2 separate regions of the Homo sapiens genome follow, and region 1 is linked to region 2. A link is a loop called in an ENCODE intact Hi-C map of the cell type or tissue named here. Cell type or tissue: endothelial cell of umbilical vein. All regions are shown on one strand. Links, peaks and the distances in the headings refer to the core of each region. The heading gives the core; the rest is flanking DNA.

What was found. A loop is a pair of places that touch in the nucleus more often than their neighbours do. Peaks named below come from ENCODE experiments on the same cell type or tissue, not always from the same donor. Only the 100,000 strongest peaks of a DNase experiment are listed, where the experiment ranks them.
Region 1: a loop joins it to region 2, with 5 times the contacts of the local background. A loop is called at or near these places in 3 of 110 quality-filtered maps.

What each region holds. Positions count from the first base shown.
Region 1 is chr3:151,906,798-151,912,183 of GRCh38, forward strand. All of the region lies in intron 1 of AADACL2-AS1 (AADACL2 antisense RNA 1), which reads right to left. Among named protein-coding and RNA genes, the nearest start is that of AADACL2-AS1, 19 kb to the right of the region's middle. In endothelial cell of umbilical vein, for the core only: no CTCF peak of the experiment used is centred there; a DNase peak (open chromatin) is centred at 3,054; H3K27ac peaks cover 1,796 bases.
Region 2 is chr3:151,767,246-151,772,631 of GRCh38, forward strand. All of the region lies in intron 2 of AADACL2-AS1 (AADACL2 antisense RNA 1), which reads right to left. It also overlaps the pseudogene AADACP1. Among named protein-coding and RNA genes, the nearest start is that of AADACL2, 36 kb to the left of the region's middle. In endothelial cell of umbilical vein, for the core only: no CTCF peak of the experiment used is centred there; DNase peaks (open chromatin) are centred at 2,096, 3,086 and 3,876; H3K27ac peaks cover 3,629 bases.

The DNA.
Region 1 (5,386 bases), core at 251-5,250, 140 kb after region 2:
GAGGAAGCCTCTAGCCTCTTCTGCCATTGGCATAATCTATAAAGAATGAGCCTTCACTGGACACCGAATCTTAATTTTGAGCTTCCCAGACTCCACAACTATGAGCAATACATTTCTGTTGTTTATAAATTATTCTAAGGTATTTTGTTGTAGCAGCCTGATCAGACTAAGCTACCACACAATCCATCTCTTTAGCCACAGCAGATAGAATAGAAGGAGGGTTTAATACCAGACCAATAATAGGGCAATTAATTAGTTTCTTTCTCAAAGGAAGTTCTTGAAGATTAAATGAGGATGATCCCTTATTTTCTGCTACGTAATGAGCAAAGAAGATGTCAATCTAAAGGATAGAGCAAAATAAGAGACTTCTTAGGGGACCAGACATACACTCCTGGAAGTTTGAATGTATATGTAAATGTAGTGACTCAAACTGTTTCTTACCCGGAAGACTGAGAAGACTAAAAGCTTGCTAGATTACTCCATATCAGCAAATATATAAGAAGCAAAAGCAATGTAACTTTTATTAGCCTGGCAAAGACATGCAAGTTTTTCATTGATCAAGGGGAATTAGGCTTGAACCATTTTACTAGTCCTCAGTTCAGAGACCCATCACCTAAGTAAGATGATCATAGAAGCACAAGTTGGAGCTGCTGAGTGGCTCAAAAACGTCTGCTTGAAAACACAAGACCCAGATAACTCTGCATCAAGGAGACTTCCTACAGGTCCTCCAAGGAACTCATACGTGTTGCCCATGCAGGCCACTGTAAGGAGACTTGTTACCTACATGACGTCAAAGACCAGGGACTACAGCAACATGAATCTGACCTTAGAGGAATCTGAGAGCAGAAGAGAAAGGAGGGTATAATCTTAAGGCAGAAAAGGCTTTGAATTAGAATTTTCAGTGAAGTTTTTCTAATAACTGAATATGACCACACTTATCCACATGATTGTGGAGACTGGCAGATATCAGAAGACTTACCCAAAGGTGTAATTTCCAACATGTCCCAGCTAGTAATTTCAAATGGGAGCAGCCTGAAAGCTGAGTTTAGACAATTTTGACTTCAATAACTCCTTAGAATTGTGCATTAGAAGGAGACAAAATAGGGATCTACCTGACAGGGATGCAACAGCCTCTAAGACTGGGATGGGTTGTTGGAAAAAAGAATAGTATTAAATACAATTATAAGACACTAGATCATTTATAAAGTATGGTTAAAAAATCATGATACCATACGAAAGACCTTGTAATCATCACAGAACTGACTTTTGGAGTCCAAATGACTACTGAAAAATCTAGAAATAAAATAGATATTGACTATTATATACTAAACAAATGGCCTAAGTCCGACCGATATACCTTGTTGTTAGTATGCCCTGGGCTTTCTAGTAGAGACAGTAGTTATTGTTAGTTTCAAAGAATGGCTATTAGGAGGCCAGAACAGGTATGAAGAATTTAGTATTCATTTGTTCAGAATAATTTTTTCCTATCCTAAAACAATGGATTGGGGTTTCTCCAGATACCATTTACTACCAGTGACTGATTTACAAGTGTTAGAATATTTAGATAATGTGATTGTATTTGGGAAGACTTTGGAGAAAAAAAAAAAACTAAATCCTTAGAGTGACAGACTATCTCAATGAGTCAGAATTGAATATGTTCCCTAAGAAGTAGGGTTCTGTTCTGTTGTGCCTGCGCCTATTCGTCTGCTAACTTTACAGTAGATATAGTTTCTCATCAGAGCAACTGTTGTCCTTATCTGCTGGCCTCCTTTCAGGAGATTTAGAGAAGTAAAGATGCTCTGAAAGTTTAGCTGGTGTTTCATGCTGTCAGTGAAAGATTACACCTGGATCCTCATTCATTTGACTTGTAAGCATTTGGTTAGCACAAAGCTCCCTCCCATGTGTTCAAAGATGCCCATAGTGGCTGTGGGAGAGAGACGAGTGACCCTATCACCTCCAGGGAAGCTTGGAGTAGGTAGTCTAAACCCTCAACCAGGTGTTCTCCCCCTTAGCTGACTATTAGAACAACCTGGTGAGGTATTTTTTTTTTAATTCAGAAATTCCAATTCAAGTAATCGATTTTCCTTTTAAGGCTTCCCCAGGTGACTCTAATATTTAGTGAGATTAAGCATGTTTGTCTTAATCAAACATCTCAATTTAAATTCTGCTGACTTTAATAACCATTGCACATCACACATTGATGGTGGCTCAGAAGTTGAAAGAGTGGTAATATACTTTTAAAAATTTAATAATTGGAGAATGGAAACTCTGGCATTTGCTAGTCCTTGACTAAAAGCTCAACCTCTTATTCACAAAGTAGACTTTTTATCGAAGAGGTGGGCTACATGAATAAATTTAAGGTGTATGTGTTTGAAAGACCATTTTAAGAGTTGACCAGTAACAACACTCTTACTTCTTATTTATGTCCTAACTGTTCTAAATTGGGTGGGACAGTACTACAAGGTTCACTGGCTATGAGAGTTGTTGCTGGCCAAGGTTAAACCAGAGAAGGCAAATGCTCTGTTAGGCAGGTATCATCCTCAGACACTGATACCCTCTTTAGTGAAGTAGTAAAATCTATTTGGGATGATAACTGAAAGAGCCTCACACAGTTGGGGTGGACAGAGACATGATTGATAATCTAGTGCTTCCACCAGAGATTCTACTAACAGCAACTGAGAATTAAGCAACTTGAAATCTAGCCTCCTTCTAGGTGGAAATGAAGGACTGATAATAGGGCCTTTGAGGCAGATTTGGAGGTATGGATCAGAGTGGAGCGAGAAAGGTAAGCATTCTAGCAAACTGTATCTACATCTTCCCCAAAAGTAGGAGAACCTTATTCAGAGCGTGAAATAAATGATCACCAATTAATGGTATATGATATAGTGTCATCATGCCCAAGGCATTAGTTATGGAAGCAGTTGGTCTTGGCCAGAAATACTGCTCCATTGTGCTGAGAATGAAGCATAATAATTTCCTCTAGGGAGGAAACATGCCAGAATCAATCATATTGTAGGATACAGCAGCTAATGTTCACACAAAATGTGACTATTTTCTCAGAGAAAAATATTATCCAGCAAATCAGCGTATCTGGGAATGACTCAGCCATTACACTCTATAATCAGTATGCATTGACTTTCCTGTGTTTAGAATCAGAGAGACAAAATCTGGACAACTTTCTCCAAGTTATGAATCAGTTTATAATTTCTATGCCCAGATAATTCCAACCTGAAATTTTCCACTTGTTTTCTTTCCAACCAAAGCAATTTTATTTTATTTTTAGTCAATCTGGAAATATTTTTATCAATTAATCTCCACCAAGTATAAACTTGGTGGAGATCAAAAGTTCCTATCATTCCATAGGAGGTCCATGCCAAAGAGACTTAACAAGTTTATTAATCACATGGGAACTCTCCTAGGAGGCAGAAAATACAATAGGTTTTCAAGTCAGGGCATCCAATGTCACTAAGAGTGTTGCTACTAGATTTCCTCTTTGACTCTTAATGGAATTACCAGAGCCTTATGCCCCTCCATGGCTGTTTGTAGGCTGCTTCTCCTAAGTTGCAGGAGAAGCTATAAGGGGTTTGTCTACCATCTTTTATGTTGATTTATCACAGCAATTATATAGAAAAACATTAAAGATGCCCTGTTACAAAGCCTGTAGAATTTAGTTTCAAATAAGCATAAAATACTTGATAGGTAAAATGGAATCCCATGTCTGAAAGTATATCAACTGGGTTTTCATCTTGCATATATGGTGGAGCCAGAGACCCAGAGACGAGGAGTGGAGCTATCAAGCAGTTCTTAAAAACCATTTGTCAATCAGGAAGCTTCACAGAAGAAGCTCTGCAACCCCACTCCCCTGACTCCCTACCCACAAACTCCCAAAATTTACATAAAACTCATGACTCAATGGTCCAAATGAGGGCAATAAGAGTTCCCATTTTCTTCTCCATTAGCAAGGAAGAGGAGAAAGAAGGTGTTGTCCTCTCCTTAAGAGTAGTTCCAGTGTATCCTCTACTTTGAGTAAAGGTGAGAAACATACTATCATAACACCGAGATGTCATGAATGCTCCTCTAAAGACCTTATTCTCCAAGCAGAAGAGTTGAAGCCCACTGGATCAACCCACTGCATGCAGGACAACAATGAGAAATGCATCATGAGAAAAAAGTTGGCTTCTCATGTAGAAGGAATCTGGATATTCACCCAACATCATGGTGGCAGCAAGAGTTCTTTGTGCCATCTCACGTTTCCATTCTGCCTGGCATGCTATTCATGAGCACTGGTTCTGTGTAAGCAATGGTTTCAGACATTGGTGATGAGTAGATAAATACTCGTTAAGTCCCTGACTACTAGTGGATCACATTATAGAGAGGGAAGAAGTAAAAGTTATTATAAAATGTGCTATACCAGCTATAGCAGAGGTATTGAAAAGACACTAAAGAGAGCAGAGAAAAAGGGAGATTTAACTGTATATGGGAAAGAGGTAGAAAGGTTTTACAGGGAATGCCTCATGATGTAGCTGTCACTTGAACTGAATCACAAAGGAACAATATTTCCCAGATATACAAACAGAATAATATTCTATGTCCAAAAACAAACAAGCAGGATTAATGTGTAGTAAAGAATTTGGCCTTGCCCTAAATCAGGTCTGGCTTTTGGGAGATAATCTGTTGTAGCTGATAGGAGTGTTTTTCTTGAGGATAGAAGTTGATTTCCATAGTCTTACAGCAGAAGCTGGCTACGTTAGGACCAATCATGTGATTTAGGATAGGGACTTTGGGCTCATGGTATCAGTCAACCCAGAGACTGAGATCAACTACATAGGCAATTGACAAGCATGCCTGCAGAATGAAGCCCCAATAAAAACTCTGGGCAGCAGAGCTCTGGTGAGCTTCCCTGGTTGGCAGTATTCCATGCATGCTATCAAAAACTGATAATGAAATATGCATGTTGAGTAAAACAAAAACTTGATGTTTGGAATTCTTCCAGACACTGCCCTATGCACCTCTTCCTTTGCTTGATTTTTATCTGTCCCCTTTCCCTGTAATAAACCATTAACATCATAGCTTTCAGTGAGTTTTGTGAAAACTTCTAGTAACTTTTCAAAACTTAGAGTGGTTTGGAGAACCTCCAAACTTGTATTTGGTGTCAGAAGTGAGGGTGGTCTTGTATGGACTCTTCACACTAACTCTGTAGTTGGACTCTAGTTGGACTCTAGCTCCTTTAAAACTGTGTCAGAAGTCTTGTGCATACATGGCAGTATGTGGACTGTGCCCTCAAACCTAACAGTTTGGCTCATTCTGAATAAATATCCATGGTAATTTTTGAAAATTCTGAATTATCTCAGTACTTCAATTTGGAGGGGAGGAGTGAGACATGTAG
Region 2 (5,386 bases), core at 227-5,226:
TTATATTTTTAGTAGAGACAGGGCTTCACCATGTTGGCCCGGTTGGTCTCCAACTCCTGACCTCGTGATTCATTGGCTTCAGCCCCCGAAAGTGTTGGGATTACAGGTGTGAGCCACTGAGCCTGGCCTGTGCAAGGGATTTTTTAAGTCTAATAATCTTACTATTAATAGAATATGTCAGTATTGGCTACTATGCTTTAAATTTTTTCCCAGTTATGTTGTTTACCTCATTAATACGCAGTTTCAAATCTTAATTTTTTTAAGATTTCAGGAATATCTTGAAATATAGTTTTTAATAATTGTTCCATTCCCTTGCTTTGGTTTTTCTTTCATGTAAAATATCATTCTATCTATGTTGGATGTTCTTTCCCTGTCTTCATCATTTGCTGTTTTTTTAAAAGTCATTCTAATTTTGATCCTAATTTCTTTTTGCATTCACTTACATGTTTATATACTATAAAGTTCACCATATTTGGTATACAATCCTGTGTGTCTTGAAGAATGTATACCATCATGTAAATTTCACCATAACTGAGGCACAGAAAAGCTTCATAGCTTGAAAACGTTTTCTCCTATTTCTCCCTTGTAGTCAAACCCTTTTTTTGCCCTCAGCCCCACAGAAACTACTGATCCATTTTTTCTGTAAATTTACCTTTTTCCGGATTTCATAAAAATGAATCATAGAGCATGTAGCCGTTAACTTCCTTTTATTTGAAACTTCTATCTCATTTTCACGCTGTATTTCCCCTATGACATTTTCTGTATTCCTTGTAGCTTTATATAATTTTTATTCTCCTTTGTGCCCATTTTGGTCTAGTCTTTATTTTTGAAATGGTGTTGTTTGTTTGTTCTTTCATTTGTTCAGGGGGTTATTTATTGTGTTATTGACTAATTTCTGAGTTTTCATAATTCTGGTTTATGATGTTCTTTCACATGGCAGGTTATTGTGTTAATGACTTTGGCTAATTTTAAAACATTAGGATATAGTTTTCCTCTGCTTTGTGGGCTTTAATTGTCTATAAAGAGGTTATTTTGCTTATTATTTTGCTATTATAATAACTCTGAATGATATTTAACCTCAGTTATTTCTGAGGCTCATTTTCACAGGAAATTCATTAGCTTAGAAGTTAGTTCCTTAGAAAGGAACCATGATTTTGTATATTTTCTATTAATAACTTCCTCTTCTGTTGTTCTTATGAAATATTCCATTTTATTCCCACAATTTAATCCACTTCTTTCCCCATTTCCTGCTTAATTTAGATTCTTAGTTTCTTCTCAGTGTGGGGTTCTTCCCTGGAAGAACCTTTGGTTGATTAGTGTTGAGGGACAGTAGGGCCCAGCCTGTTCCAACCCCTTCAGGTCACACTGCAGATAGCTTACACAGCATAAGACTATGCAAACCCCAGCCAGTTTCAACTGTTTTCTCAGATTTGTAACCACAATTTCAGGTGAATATTTGTTGGTTAATTCTTATTCTGTCAAATACTTCATCGCTTTCCTCTGCTTCCACCTGCACATAGGGAAGATTATACCACACAGGCCTTGTAGTTGTTGGTAAATTATTTCCAACATAGATACTTGGAAGTTGGTTTGTTGTTATATTTTTGCCTCATATTTTTCTTCATATTATGTTGTCCATAGGTTTTTGGTTTTGTTTTATTTCTCTGTGAGTTCTTCTAAGGAGATTTGGGGATTTTCAAAAGCTGAGAACCTGTGTAGAAGATTTTAACTCATTTTTTCAGTAACCGATAGAAAAACACAAAAATTAAGTAAAAAAAAAAAAGTTTCAATAACACAGTTAATACTACTGACTTAATTTACACAAATTGAACCCATACCAAATAATGTCATAATACACATTCTTTTAAAGTAAAGTACACATTAAACTTTTTTTTTTTTAATTCTTGGCCATAAAGCAATTATCCTCAAATTTAAAAAGATAGAAATGCAGAGGTTAATAACAACTTCAGACTTAGGTTGGGAGTTACAGCATTGGTTCTCAGGCCTCAGACTCAGGCTGAATTACATTATCGGCTTTCCTGGTTCTCCAGCTTGAAGATGACAGATAGTGGAACTACTACACCTCTCCAATCACAAGAGCCAATTTCCACAATATGTTTCCTGTTTTATACATACATATATCTGCATCTACATTCAGTCGTACACCCATAGCAATGTTTTGGTCAGTGAAAGACTGCACATATTGATGGTGGTCTCAAAGGATTGTAATATTGTATTTTTATTATACAGTTTCTAGGTTTAGATGTTGATATGGTTTGGCTCTGTGTCCCCACTGAAATCTCATATTAAAGGAGGGTCCTGGTGGGAAGTGATTGTATCATGAGGCAGACTTACCCCATGCTGTTCTTGTGATAGAGTTCTCATGAGATCTTGTTGTCTGAAAGTGTGTAGCACCTCTCCCTTCACTTGCTCTCTCTCCTGCTCCACCATGTGAAGTTGTGCCGGTTTCCCCTTCCACCATGATTGTAAGTTTTAAAATATTCTGTTTGGGCCAGGTGCGGTGGCTCACACCTGTAATCCCAGGAGTTTTAGAGGCCTAGGCGCATGGATCACCTGAGGTCAGGAGTTCGAGACCAGCCTGGCCAACATGGTGAAACCCCATCTCTATTAGAAATACAAAAATTAGCCAGGCGTGGTGGTGTGCACCTGTAATCTCAGCTACTTGAGAGGCTGAGGCAGGAGAATTGCTTGAACCCTTGAGGCGGAGGTAGCAGTGAGTGGAGATCGTGCCACTGCACTCCAGCCTGGGCGACAGAGTGAGATTCTCATCTCAAAAAAACAAAACAAAACATAACAACAACGAAAAAATTCTGTTTGTTCTTCCTTACTCGAAGGTTTGTTATTTGAGACATACACTGCGTTTCTTGCACTGTCACATGGCCTTTTTAAAAATAAGGTATTCAGCTCTTAGTAATTGTGCATTAAATGTTTGTTTACTAACTGCCTAGCAACGTAATAAGGCTGTTGGATTTGACAGAACTTGCAGAAAATAAGTGCTGATTGTTTCTCAGAGCTCGCCTTTGTATTTCTGCTAAGTATATTTATTTAGGGTCTGCCCATGAAATGAAAACTGAACAGTGGAATTTGTACTCAGGAAGTTATGTAACACTTTATGGCAGGGCTTAAAACAATGAAAATTCAGCCACTGCATGTTTCAAACAAGTATTTGCTGTGTTGCCAAAGTAGAAAGAGCAGAAGGGAAACATCATGGGAAGAAAGACTATTTTGTTTCTGATTGCAGGGGTCCTTGGGGCATATTATGTTTATACTCCTCTCTCAGATAATATTGAGGAACTCTGGTGACTGGTGTGGATAGCTACACCTGTGAAAATGGTAACAAATTTGGTAAGTTCAGAATTTCATTGTCTCTGTGAATATTTAAGTTTAATCAGGAGAAAATAATTACCAGCTATATTATTTTTAAAACTTTCTGCTGTCTTGGAAATTTTGCTCTTAAAGTTTGCTTGACGATTTTCAAACCTTAAAAAAAAAAACAAACTTCATTCTTTAACACAAATCCCTAACAGAATAAGTATGAAGGAAGTATTCAAGTAATTTTAATTTTAAATATTAGAAAACAAAATATGCTGGCTGAGAAAAACAATCTTACTGTGATTTTCATGGCATGAATACTGACAGAATGAAGCATTTATGAAGTATAAACTTCAGAAAAGGTAGAATTGAGCAGCACTGTGATTAGTTATAGAAAATTCTACACAACAATCTTGGATTCAGGCATGAAAATGCATTCTCACTGAAATATTCTGTCAAAAGGTCAACTGGTAAAAGGTCAAGGGAAATTGAACACACGGCATGATTCTCAGTTGAAGGAGAGTGAGCCGCTGAGGCGACAGGGCAGCTCCCTGGCTGGCTGCCCCCAGTGTCCACACTGGCCCTCGGAGACCTGTGGTTTTTTTCTAGTGAGGCTAACTACTTGGATATGAAGCCATTCATGATTTCCTGGAAACTTCTCTGTAGCAAACTGCCTTCTTGTAGCAAAAGAAAAAGATAATTCAAGGACACTTAGCCTGGATATTTAACACTTGGCTCACACTCTGTTTCCTTGCATATATTTTTTAGGTGTTTCAACATTCTCTACTGGCATTTAATGCAGCTCTGAATAAGTGTGATACATGCCTTATTCTCAAGGTTTTTGTTTGTTTGTTTTTCTATTTTTATGTTTTTTTTAGAGACAGAGTCTTGCTCTATTGCCCAGGCTGGAGTGCAGTGGTCCAATCTCAGCTCATTGCAACCTCTGTCTCCTGGGTTCAAGTGATTCTCCTGCCTCAGCCTCCCAAGTAGCTGGGATTACAGGCATGCGCCACCGCACCCAGTGCATTTTTCTATTTTTAGTAGAGACGGAGTTTCGCCATGTTGGCCATGCTGGTCTCGAACCCCCCGACCTCAGGTGACCCGCCCACCTCGACCTCCCAAAGTGCTGGGATTACAGGCATGAGCCACCACGCCCAGCCCTCTTTGTGGTTTTTTGTTTGTTTGTTTGTTTTAAAGACGGGTTCTTGATCTCTCTGTTGCCCAGGATGGAGTGCAGTGGTGATCATAGCTTCTTGCAGCCTGGAACTCCTGGGCTCAAGTGATCCTCCCACTACTTGGCCTCCTGAGCAGTTAGGGCTATAGGCACATGCCACCATGCTTAGTTATTTTTTTAAACATTTTTTGTAGAGATGGGGTCTTGTTCTGTTTCCCAGGCTGGTTTTAAACTCCTGGCCTCAAGCAATCCCCCAAACCTTTGCCTCCAACACGCTGGGACTAGAGGCATCAGCCACTACATTCAGCCCCACATTTTCATTTTCTATTAGTTACTTAATTTTCTAGTCATTTTATTAGCATATAGAGTTGGTCCTCTGTATATACGGGTTTTGCATACCACATATATTATATTTTTCATCCTCAAGTTTAATTTTTAAAAATCTGTGTGTAAGTAGACTCACTCAGTTCAAACTTGCTAAATGGTCCAGTGTATGTTGTTACTGGACTTGGGTCAGTTTCACTGGAATATAGCTTCAAGTCTTATTTTTAAAAAGTTATTCTGGAATTATTTATAAAAATATTTATTTTGGGTCATTGTTTTGCTTTATTATTTGTATTTATTATGTGTATATATATATATTTATACGCTAAAATAATGTCATTTCTCTTGAAAGTGCTTAGTCTCTTTTTACATTTCACTTCCTTGTGTTTGCTTTTTCGTTTCTATCTTATATAATACCTTGAGTTTCTTTACCTTGGTTTTATTTCTGAAGTTATTTGTCTTTTTTGCCTTATTCCTTTTCTGAGTTCTACCAAGGAGTTCTGGGAACTGCTATTTCCTGACTTCCTCTTCAGGAATAGGGTGGGGACAATTTAG